2 separate regions of the Homo sapiens genome follow, and region 1 is linked to region 2. Evidence: chromatin contacts called from ENCODE Hi-C or POLR2A ChIA-PET data. All regions are on one chromosome and are shown on one strand. The core of a region is the stretch at or near the end of the contact, and the rest is flanking DNA. Distances in the headings are between cores, read along the strand shown.

Region 1 (5,535 bases), core at 2,604-5,103, 60 kb before region 2:
GGCAAGAGGGCTCAGTTGCTCAGCAGCCTTTCTAAAGGGCTACTTGGGTGTCCTCAGGACAGGGCAGGGCTTTTCCCTCATAGCAAATAAGAGAGAGCAAGACAGAAGCTACAATGTCTTCTATAGCCCAGTCTAGGGAGGCACATTCCGTCATTTCCACAATATCCTGTTTGATATGGTTTGGCTCTGTCCCCACCCAAATCTCATCTTGAATTGTAGCTCCCCTAATTTCCACGTGTTGTGGGAGGGACCCAGTGGGAGATAACTGAATCACAGGGGCAGTTTCCCCCATACTGTTCTTGTAGTAGTGAATAAGTCTCACAAGATCTGATGGTTTTATAAAGGGAAACCCCCTTCACTTAGATCTCATTCTCTCTCTTGTCTGCTGCCATGTAAGACATGCCTTTTGCCTTCCACCATGATTGTGAGGCTTCCCCAGTCATGTGGAACTGTGAGTCCATTAAACCTCTTTTACTTTATAAACTACCCAGTCTCAGGTATGTCTTTATCAGCTGTGTGAGAACAGACTAATATACTGTTACATGAGGCAGCCCTATGTATTGTGGAAGCAAACTACACGTGGGCATAAATACCATCTTCAAGGCAGGCTGCCACACACACTTATAATGGTTGTTCAATAAGTGTATTTTGAGCTAATGAATTGTGTCATAATTTTATAATTCAACTTGTAGAGAGCCATCTTATTTCCAAATGTTTGGGGAAGTTTTACCTTCCCAACTCTACCTTCAGCTGTGTAAAACTATTTCCTATTTCATTTTTCAAATAGGATGTGAGAAACAGCAACCCAGGAATGATATTGTCTTAGTTCAATCTGTGCTGCTATAACAGCATAACACTGACTGGGTAATTTATAATGAACAGAAATTTACTGGCTTAGTTCTGGAGGCTGGGAAGTCCAAACTCAAGGGGCTGGTATCTTGCAAGAGCCTTCTTGCTGTGTCATCCTATGTTGGAGGGCAAAGTGAAGGCAAGAGAGAAAGAGATGGAGAGAAAGACGGGGCTGAACCAAACTTGTCCCTTTATAAGGAACCTACTCCCAGAATAACGAATTCACTCGCATGATAATGGCATTGATCCATTCATGAAGAGTGTCCTTCCACGACCCAAATGCCTCTCATTAGGTCCCACCTCCCAAAACCACCACATTGGGGATCAAGTTTCCAACGCATGAAATTTAGGGGACGCATTGAAACTATAGAAGATATGGAGACTATATCTTTATTCATGTTTGATTTACTTATAAGGACAACTGGACAAAATATTTTAAATTATTAGGTTGGTACAAAAGTAATTGGCATTTTTTCCATTAAAAGTAAAGGCAAAGACCACAATTATTTTTGCACCAATCTAATAGCAGCTTTTCAGGAAACCTGATCATTGTGGTTGCTATATATAGGTAACTTTACTAATAGGAATATTCAATTATTTCCATCTGCGTAGGACTTCCTAGTTTGCAAGGTATCTTTCCATATGACCTCATTTGAACTCATAACAGCTCTGAAAAGAAGACAGGATAGATTTCATTACAACTCTATAGATAAGGACATCTGACCAGGTCCCAATTTCAATGAGAGTCAGAAGCAGGAGTAGAACTTTGGCTTTCTTATTTCGAGTATCAGGAAAGAATTCAAGAAAGAACTGTGCATAAAGTAGGCTTAGCTATGCAGCAGAAAAGACAATCCCAATATCTCAATGGCTTAAAATAACAGGCGTTTGTTTCCTGCTCTCGTAAGTCCAATGCAGGTGGATTGACTTTCCAAGGCAACTGCCCTTCATACATCAACTGAGTGATACATCTCTTCCCTCTTGTAGTTGCCCTTTGCTCCTTGGTTGCACACAGGGGAAACAGTCTTGCAATGAAAATAAAACGCTTTGACCTAGGAATGATATGCATCCTTCTCGTCATAGCTCACAGGCCAGAACTAGTCACGTGGCCCTGCCTGATTGCAAAGGGAAATGGTATTTGTAAGTTTCCTGTGTGCCCAAGGCATGGATGAGCACTAAAACTCTCTCCTATATTGAATAAATTGGATTTGAAGGAGTAGGAAAAGGCCCCTTGAGGGCACTTATGAAAACAATGTAAAGAAACATACACAGAACACCTAATCTTTTTGAAAGCCTGGTGCTGGAGTCTCTCACAATAGATTTTTATTATTTTATACTGACAAAAGCCTGGTAAGGTAGACATTATCCCCTTTTTTATAGTTTTTGGTCATTGTAGTTCATGGAGGTTATGTAACCTGCCCCAGAGCTCACACTAAGAAGTGGAGGGAACTCTGATTCTCTTGCTCTTCCTTTTCTCCAGCTCTCAATTTCATATAATGATCTTTTCTTCCATCCCATAAGAGATTTAATTTTTAAGAGGAGCTTCTAGGGAGGGATACACAAAGGCTGGCAATGTTTTATTTTTTAAAGCTGGGTGGTGAGCACACAGATGTTTGTGCTCTTTTTATGTCTTAAGTGTTTCAAAATACAATCTTTTAAAAGGGGGTTGACAGAACCTGAGAACCAGTGATAAATTCTTCTTAAAAAGAGAAGCATTTTTAATGAATATTGGCAGCCAGAAAGTAGGACATATAGTATTGGTAACATTTATTGAGCCCATACTATGTCCTAGTTTTGGGTTTATTTGTTTGTTCGTTTGTTCCTTGAGACAGGGTCTCACTCTGTCACCCAGGCTGGAATGCAGTGGTGCAATCATGGCTTACTGTAGCCTTGACTGCCAGGGCTCAAGCCATCCTCCCACCTCAGCCTCCAGAGTAGCCGAGACTACAGATATGCACCACCACACCCAGGTAATTTTTAAATTTTGTGTAAAGATGGGGTCTCACTATGTTGCCCAGGCTGGTCTCAAATTCCTGGCCTCAAGTGATCCTCCTGCCTTAGCCTCCCAAAGTACTGGGATTATAGGCATGAGCCTATTTGTGCCTGGCCAGATAGTTTTAAATAATTTCTTTACATATTTTATCTCATCCTTCCAACAACCCTGTGAGGTAGATACTATTATTATCCCCATGTTAATACGAGATGAGAAAACTGAAACAAGTACAGATTAAGTATTTTACCTGAATCACACATTTATTGTAGGAAAAACCGGATTGGAACCAAGCATTCTGGCTTCAGGATACATACGCATGACTACTATCCTGGAAAACCTCCCCTAAGAGGTGGACGATGAACCAAATATGCAGAGGTGGATGAAACTCTTTTGTGCTTCTCCAGCAAAACGCGTGGTACATTCTCTAGACGTTTATGACCAGTTAAACAGGGAATTTAAAATAGTTTTCCCATGACAGAGAAAGACAAAGCGCTGGTGTTCTTGGCAGGAAATTCAAAGAAATATTTAAGGCAAGGGCTGACTCCCTTGGACCGGATGAAGGGGAAGAGCAGGTAATAATAGAGGGTTCTATGGATCGCAGAAACTTCCTGGGCAAGGAGGGTGGAGCTGGGGAGGGGTTTAAGAATTCCTGAAGGTCAAGCGATCTAGCCCAGCTGGGGTTTTCTCCTGCTTGGAGAGGGGTGCTATAAAAGCGCAGTTTGGGATTACTACTGTCGCCACTGCTCACCAAATTAAGTTATTCCGGGAGGGATCTTCTCGTCGCCATCCTCATTCCAACACACACCCATTGACACACTCGGGTTCGGCTGTGCGGTGCAACGAATTCCCAGGTGGGACACCCGAGCAGGAAGAAAGCCAGGCTGCGGGGCTGGGGGCGCCGCCCGGCCCGCGCCACAGTCCGCCTGGAGGATCACCGCCAGGGGGCACTCTCTCCGAACTCGGCCGCTCTGTCTCCTCCCCGGCGCGCTCCCTGCCCCTCGCTCCCCGCAGCCAGCAGAGAAGGCGGAAGCAGTGGCGTCCGCAGCTGGGGCTTGGCCTGCGGGCGGCCAGCGAAGGTGGCGAAGGCTCCCACTGGATCCAGAGTTTGCCGTCCAAGCAGCCTCGTCTCGGCGCGCAGTGTCTGTGTCCGTCCTCTACCAGCGCCTTGGCTGAGCGGAGTCGTGCGGTTGGTGGGGGAGCCCTGCCCTCCTGGTTCGGCCTCCCCGCGCACTAGAACGGTGAGTCTCCTTCAGGCGCCTCCTCCTGGCGGCCGCCGCCTCGCTTCCCAGCGGTCAGGGACGCCGCCCCCCGCCCCTTCGCTCTCGGCAGGTCGGGGACGCAGTCCCTGTCCCCTCGCTTCCCACCAGTCGGGGACGCCTCCCCTGTCCCTTCGCTTTTCACAGGTCAGGGACGCCGCCCCTACCCGCTTGCTTCCCACGGGTCGGGGACGCCGCCCCTGTCCTCTCGCTTCCCGCTGGTCGAGGACACCGTTCCCTGCCCCTCGCTTCCTGCAGGTCGGGACGCAGCCTCTGTCCCCACGCTTCCCACAGGTCGGGGACACCGTTCCCTGTCCCCTGACCTCTGCTCCCCAGGCCTCCTCTTCCTCGCTCATTCCACCCCCTAAAAAACCCCGCGTCGCCTTACTCAACCTCGCTCCCCTCAACTCCGCTTTTTCCCCTTCCCAGATAAGGAAATTGCCTCCTGCAGTTGTCCGCTCCTTGGAGCAAACACCTGCTTAAATTTTTAAAAAATCCTTTACGTTCCTGGCGACTCCGGCTGTCACTGTCATGGGAAAGCTATTTTTGGATTCCCTGTTGAACTCTATAGAAGTCTCAGGCAGCGAGTTTAAAAAAAAAAAAAGGCTCAGATGACACGAATGTTTTCTCCCCCGCCCCTAAACTCGGTAGTTCGAGCGATTGTTCCAGACGCCGGGTTGATAAAGCTGTTCCTAGTATTTGGCTTAAGGGGAACTCCAGCTGAGTTAGGACTGTCTTGAATGTGAACAGAAAGCACCTAAATAAAGTATTAGCAGCTTCGCTGTATGGTATTTAATTGTTTCTTTCTCTGAGAGCAGATTACTATTACTGAATGTCTTGTTACACAGGTTCCATGTAGAAACGAGAAAAACTGGTAAAGAAATTCTGTGTTGGCCTTGTGAACTTGGCCGCTATCATTTCATTCATTCTCCTTTGATTACTAGGGAAGGGAGAGGGGCTTTTCAAATTTTGAGGTTGAGTGTATAGGCAGGAACAATGTGGCCTCTTTTGTGACTCTAGGAAGGAGTCCGGCATGTGGTGGGTACAGGATCACATCAGAGTTTCAGCCTGCATGCACCACAATATTTCAGAATTGTAACATGAGCTCTTCTCTGTGATAAATTTGGGCATGTGATGCCGGTAAACTTTTGGACACTTAGATTTGGAGAGAAGTTCAAATCCTTGCCTCCTGGAGCAGAGTAAATAGTGCCCAGGAAGGGGAATGCCCCTTGAATTTGGATTCAAAGTTAAGGCACAACAGTTGAGTATTTTGCAGCATCTCTTGGCCATTGGAGTACATTTGTAGGTCTTCACACTTTAGAAATTTAAGAAGCTGGTAAACAGTTTCTGTTTCTAAAGCTAGTAGCACATTAAAGATAATTTCTCATATTTTCTTTACATGGTTTTACTTCAATAAGTTACATGTTTACTCGTATGAAT
Region 2 (5,419 bases), core at 739-3,238:
ACAATAACTGGGTTTTTTATTATTATAATTATTGGAAGCCTTATCATACAGCTATTTCTACAAAGACTGGTCTGAGAGCTATTTTGTATTATAGAGATATTTGTACTGAACCCATCTAGACTGCAGTGTCACTGAGAGAAGGAACAGATCTGATTCATCTCCAGATTTTCCATGGTGCCTGGTACAGAGCCTGACACTCACTGATGCTAGGTTTACAGCCATCAAAAAAAGGCCCCAACAGGATTTGTCCCCAAATGCAAGAGCCCCTTTCCTTGCCATGTGGTGGTACCTACAGAAATGGAGTGGGAGACAGCAACTCGATAACATCTGGCCATGCATACAAGTTGGCCTGACATTTCCAGTTGGTTTCAAAGGGAAATCTATCTCAGGAGGTTTCTCTACTCAACCAGAGGGAGGGTGTAACAAAGCACAGTTTCTGGTGTCAGATACAGAAAGATTAATGTCCTAGGCGCACCAAAATGATCAAAGCCACTGATCAAAGATGTGGATCAGACAAGCACCACCGCAAAGGCACAGTATCGGTCCTTGGGGAGGAATCATCAAGGGGGAGAAGGTTACTGCAACCTCCAGAGGCCAGGAATGTGAGTGCTTAAGATGCACGGATTTGCACTGACCCGCACAGGAAGCAAAAGGCTGTGCTCAGTTAAACAGTGCTGGTATCAGTGCTCAGTTAAACAGTGCTCAGTTAAACAGTGCTGGTATCATGATCACTGGGCCTCTTGACAACTTGAGAGCTGCACTCCTTACCCAGCGTGTACGTGGGGCCTGAGAAGCTACGGTCCCCGCTGATGCCGAGGAAAGGAGAAACCACTTGCTTCACCAGCTCCTCCAGTTGCAAATAACTCTCACTTGGGCCTGTGGGCTCGTGAACACTCTGGAAAATGAACAGCCAAGATACACAAAGGTCAGTGTTCATTGCCATGACCAGCAGGTTCTCACTCAACAAATCCTGATTGTCCTCCTCCAATGTACAAGGCTGTGTTGCTGGCAGGCAGCATCCTTGCAGTTAGGATGAAGGAAACTGAGGCCTGAAGCCTTAGTCACTTGTCATGGGTCACTGCAATTAGAACTGTGCATGGTTAGTACCACAGCAGCCTCTCCCACTGGGCCACCAATGCAGTGTGGGTGTCCCACCTCCAAGGCTGAGATCTGGCTGGTCTCAAAGACAATAATCCTACCCATACTGTCATCGTGACTGGTTCATAAACAGCACAGAGACATTTAACATATATTAATGCACGGAGGTCTCCTGACAATGCAAAGAGGAAGGTGCTCTTATTATCCCCCTTCTGTGGATGAAGAACTAAAGACCCAGAGAGCTTAAATACCTTGAGCAGAAAAACACAGCCAGTAAATGGCAAAAACCCTGAACTGGAACCCAGGCTATCTGGCTCTGATCCCCTCTTCTGCCACTTGCTAACAGGCTAGAAAAGAAGAGAGGAAAGAATATGGAAAAGTTCAGGGCTATAAGAGAAAGGGATAATTCTTTTTGAGCCAGGAATAGTTTTAGCGCCAAGATGAAGAGCCAATTAAAAACCCCGGCATGACAGGAGTCCTCAGAGCTAAGCCCTGAGTAAAGAATGGTCAAAACCAGAAAGGAGCCAGTAACCAATGTTTTCTAGAAAACTGGCAGACTCCTGGGGAGTTCAGCTTCTTGCTGGAAAGGACTCAAACATGCTGTCATGTTGAGGGGCTGCAAAGAAGCAAAGACCACCTGGCAGGAGAGGGGACTGGCCAGGAAAGAAACAAATCTCCATGGGGCTGTGCCCAGCCCAAGGGGTTAACATGCAAATTCTCGAAATGGAGTAGACTCTAAATCACTTTCACTTTCAAAGTAGACTCCACTCCAGTGCAGTGTTTCAGGGATTGAAGGGGAAGCTGTTCAGGTAATGAGGCAGGAAGGGCTGACTCCTGCATGTTGGCAATCCCAGGGGGAGATGTAAGCTGCCAAGGAAACAGGCTCTTCCTTGGCCCCTTTATGGTACCATTACACTGAGATGGGTGCGGCCAGGGGCTGGGGGAGAGAGGACACAGCTTCAGGAAATACAAGGAAGCTGAGGATGGGGCTATGGTGCAGATTTGGAGGTAGAAACAGGGCCAGAAGAGATGCAGAGAAAATGAGTGGCTTCTCCCCCAAACCTTCCATACCTGCTAAACAGGGAGGGACCACAGAAAAAGGAGAAGTGGCAAAAGGTGGGAAGAAAATGGATAATGAACACGTGATTTGGAGCTAGATGGTTTTCTCTCAGAAAAGTTGCTGCTGAGAACTTGGCTTGTGCACAGCCCTCTAGGAAGGTGCTGTCCTCAGCCCTTGGCTTGGCTGCCAAACAGCTATGGAATTTGTGTGGTCCAGCGTAAAATGAAAATGCAGGGCCTCGTGTTCAAAAATCATTAAGAGTGTCAAATGCTGATGGGAGAAAATAAAACCAAGCTCAGGGTCCTCTGAGTACAGGCTGCACACCCTGCCTGGCTGGGGCCCCTGAGAATGCACCATTCCGGTGGTCTCAGGACCTGTCTGCATCAGCTGGGAGGAAACAGATCTTCACAGTGGTCAATATCTCCGATTCTGCCTCTCACTGGGGCAGTTTGAAGGCAGAGCACATGGCCCACTGTAGGAGTATTTGTACAACTTGGGAAGGGTGGAGTTGGGTCAGGGACATTGTGGAAGAGCGACAGAAAAGACGGAGCTGAAGGCCTAAGAAAGAGCTCTTTTCTCTGTAGTAGGGTCAGGTAGTTTTGAAAAATATCAGCCCCAGGTCTCATGGCACTGTGGAAAGTGCATGTCTAGGGAGAGAATGGACAATTCTAAGTACGGAGGCCCAAATTTCCTGTAGCAGATATGGCCCCAGGGCAGTGCCACCTGGAAGTTCCATTCAGATCCAGAGGCCATCGCCCTTGCTGCTCAAGATGGACTTGGGCCGGGGAAAGATCCGGGTTCTTCACAGTCACATCCCCAGCCCCAGGCTCTAGAGCTCCTGGCAAGGAAGAACATGGGCCAAAGGCAACATTCCCAGGAAGCCCTCAGGGGAAGTGATGCCAGATGCCCTGCAGGAGAGAGGGACGATCTTTAATGGTCTGTAGGATGCCTGTGGGGCGTTTCCAAGTACCCTGGGAGACTGCAGAAGGGAGGCAGTAGTTGCCTAGAAAGGCTAAGTGGAGGTAGGAAGATAAGGGCTAAGGGATGGGGAGCAATCCAGCTCTCTTAATAAATGAGTACAAGACCTTGAGAAAAGTCGCCACCTTCTCTGAACCTCCATCTCAGCTGTGAGATGGGAAAAATAATGGTATAGACACAGGAGGAACCATTTCCTTGCCTGACTTTCTGGAAATTCGCCATGATCCCAGAGCTTCTTTGACTGTACTTCCCTCTGCCAAGAGAAGAAGCCCTACATGACGGTCACCAACATGGGTGTGAGGTCAGGGACCCAGCATCAGTCCTGCTCAACCTTCTACTAGCTGGTGCTATATTCCCTGGACAGTGTTTAATTAATACCTATTATGTGCCAAAGACTATGCTGGGTGCTGAGGGCACAAGGGCAAGGAGAAAACATTGACCTGCCTTGATTAGACAGGGGCTTGAGGACCCCAGAAGACAAAGTGTTCTGAGCAGGAGGAATGGTGATCACAAAGATCCCACGGCAGCCAGGAGAAGCCAAGAAGACCAGAAAAGTGAGTAAGTCAGGTTCCAGGCAGGGATGGAAGGGTGGGAGATGCTGAAGGCCAGGGTACAGACTTGGGCTGTTTTTCTAAGATCGATTGGAAACCACTGAAGAGTTTGAGGCCGTCCCATGGAGAGCAAATGGGGGTGGGGACCAGAGCGCATGAGGGTAGATTCTCCTGGGCAAGCAGTCTCACCTGTCTTTGGGGACTCAGGGGTATGATGACAGCTTTCTCATATGGCTGCAGGGCTACCTGGCACAGGGCCCGGAATGTTGGAATGTGATAGACACAGGCCCTCCTGTTCCAGCAGCAACAGGTGAGAGTCTTCACCTGCAGGACTGGATCAATTCTCCTTCCCACAAAACCAAACAAACCGCCACCGCCCAAAACACAAAGGAATCGCTTCTCAGCCCTAAACTATTATAAACTGATATGGGAAGATGGGAGCCCAACTTTCCGAATTTTCCTATCAGAATCCCAAAGGGCTCATTTTCAAGACTCCTTATTCAGGAAGCATGCTCTAATTAAGGCTTCTCAGACCCGAGCCCCACATGCATTTTTCTATCCCCCTCCTTCTCCATCTCTTCCATAAAAATACTTGACCTGGCATTCCGGCCAATTACACCCACCCTCATCCTATTAGGCAACTCTTCCTCCTCTCTAATTACAGGAAAGGGGGAGAATGCCCAGAAGGATGGCCCAGCTTCAAGGACTGAAAGAGAGCACCAGCTGGGGGATGTGGGGGAAGGATTGGGGCCCCAATGCCTGACATTCCATCACTGCTGTGAGGGCAGCAAGGGGTCATCACTAGCCTGATCAAGGATGAAGCCATCTTCCCTGAGGAAGGGCTCAGAGCTAATGCTGCAGCATCTGAACTTGTTACAGAGGTGAAGAGGCATAGTAGTCACCTCTTGGGGGTGTCCCTAGCCAAAAACCCTACTCGTCGAGAATTGTGTGCCCCCACCCATAGGAATGAGTTTGCCAAGGCCATGTTTATACTGCTTGATCTTATTCAAGGGTCATGGCTGATTGGGCAAAGAGGAATCATCTAGCCCAAGCTGGACCAATTAAATTATTTCCTCTGGGGAGGAAGCACAGTGTGCATAATTCCAAATCTTACTGCCTCTTCCTAACTGAGGGACCTCAGGCAAGCACACAAACTTACTAGGTTTCATTTTCCTCACCTCTAAAATGGGAATAACAATGCCTACTTCATACAGTGATTGTCTGGATTATCTGATTAAGGAAACAACACACTTAACGTCCTTGGCCTGTGCCCGGCACATAGCCAAGGACCAATATGTGTTAGCTCAAATTCCTAGTATTGATTTAGAATTGGGATTGAGTGACACTAGGCAGCCACTGGGCAGTCTCTTACTGGAAGCACATCAGCTGTGAGGTGTCACATTCGATCAGGTACAAACCAAACACAGAACATAAGCCTGCAGGGAGAAAAAGACCAAGTCCAGGAAAGATAGGATAAGATGAAGACAGACAAAGTAGCCCAGATACAAGTAGAGACTAGAAAGTAGAGAAAGGATGGTGGCTTCATGGCCTGAGACAGCCTCATTCCTGGTTGTAATCCCTCCTGAAGTCCATCTGCCCTAGGAGCTTTTCAGGGAGTTCCTCATCTGCTTAAGCTAGGCCAAAGTGTATTCTTTGCTGTGACTTGCAACTTGTGGCTCCCTGGCATCACTGGAGAGGGGAAAAGGGCATCTACTTCCTGAATGAAAGACTA

The links. A loop is a pair of places that touch in the nucleus more often than their neighbours do. ChIA-PET counts read pairs that join two places held with the same protein, here RNA polymerase II (POLR2A). Pooled maps may share reads with other maps.
Region 1: a pooled map shows a loop between it and region 2 (2.1-fold over the local background). The contact joins the promoter of TRAF6 here to the enhancer-like site in region 2. A Hi-C loop is called at or near these places in 1 of 168 maps with a recorded cell type or tissue (ascending aorta) and 3 of 50 pooled maps. POLR2A ChIA-PET finds 5 or more read pairs at or near these places in 3 of 52 experiments (BJ, OCI-LY7 and naive thymus-derived CD4-positive, alpha-beta T cell).

The regions. Positions count from the first base shown.
Region 1 is chr11:36,508,590-36,514,124 of GRCh38, reverse strand. It overlaps TRAF6 (TNF receptor associated factor 6), which reads left to right and starts at 3,853. Exons shown (of 7, transcript NM_004620.4): 1 at 3,853-4,077. It also overlaps a transcript of RAG1 not described here. RefSeq lists an enhancer at 3,985-4,034.
Region 2 is chr11:36,446,685-36,452,103 of GRCh38, reverse strand. PRR5L (proline rich 5 like) reads right to left here. Exons shown (of 9, transcript NM_001160167.2): 8 at 769-895. Among named protein-coding and RNA genes, the nearest start is that of TRAF6, 61 kb to the left of the region's middle. Within about 2 kb of position 1,988, at least 2 of the 41 ENCODE cell types and tissues checked have a DNase peak (open chromatin) inside an H3K27ac peak, as active enhancers do.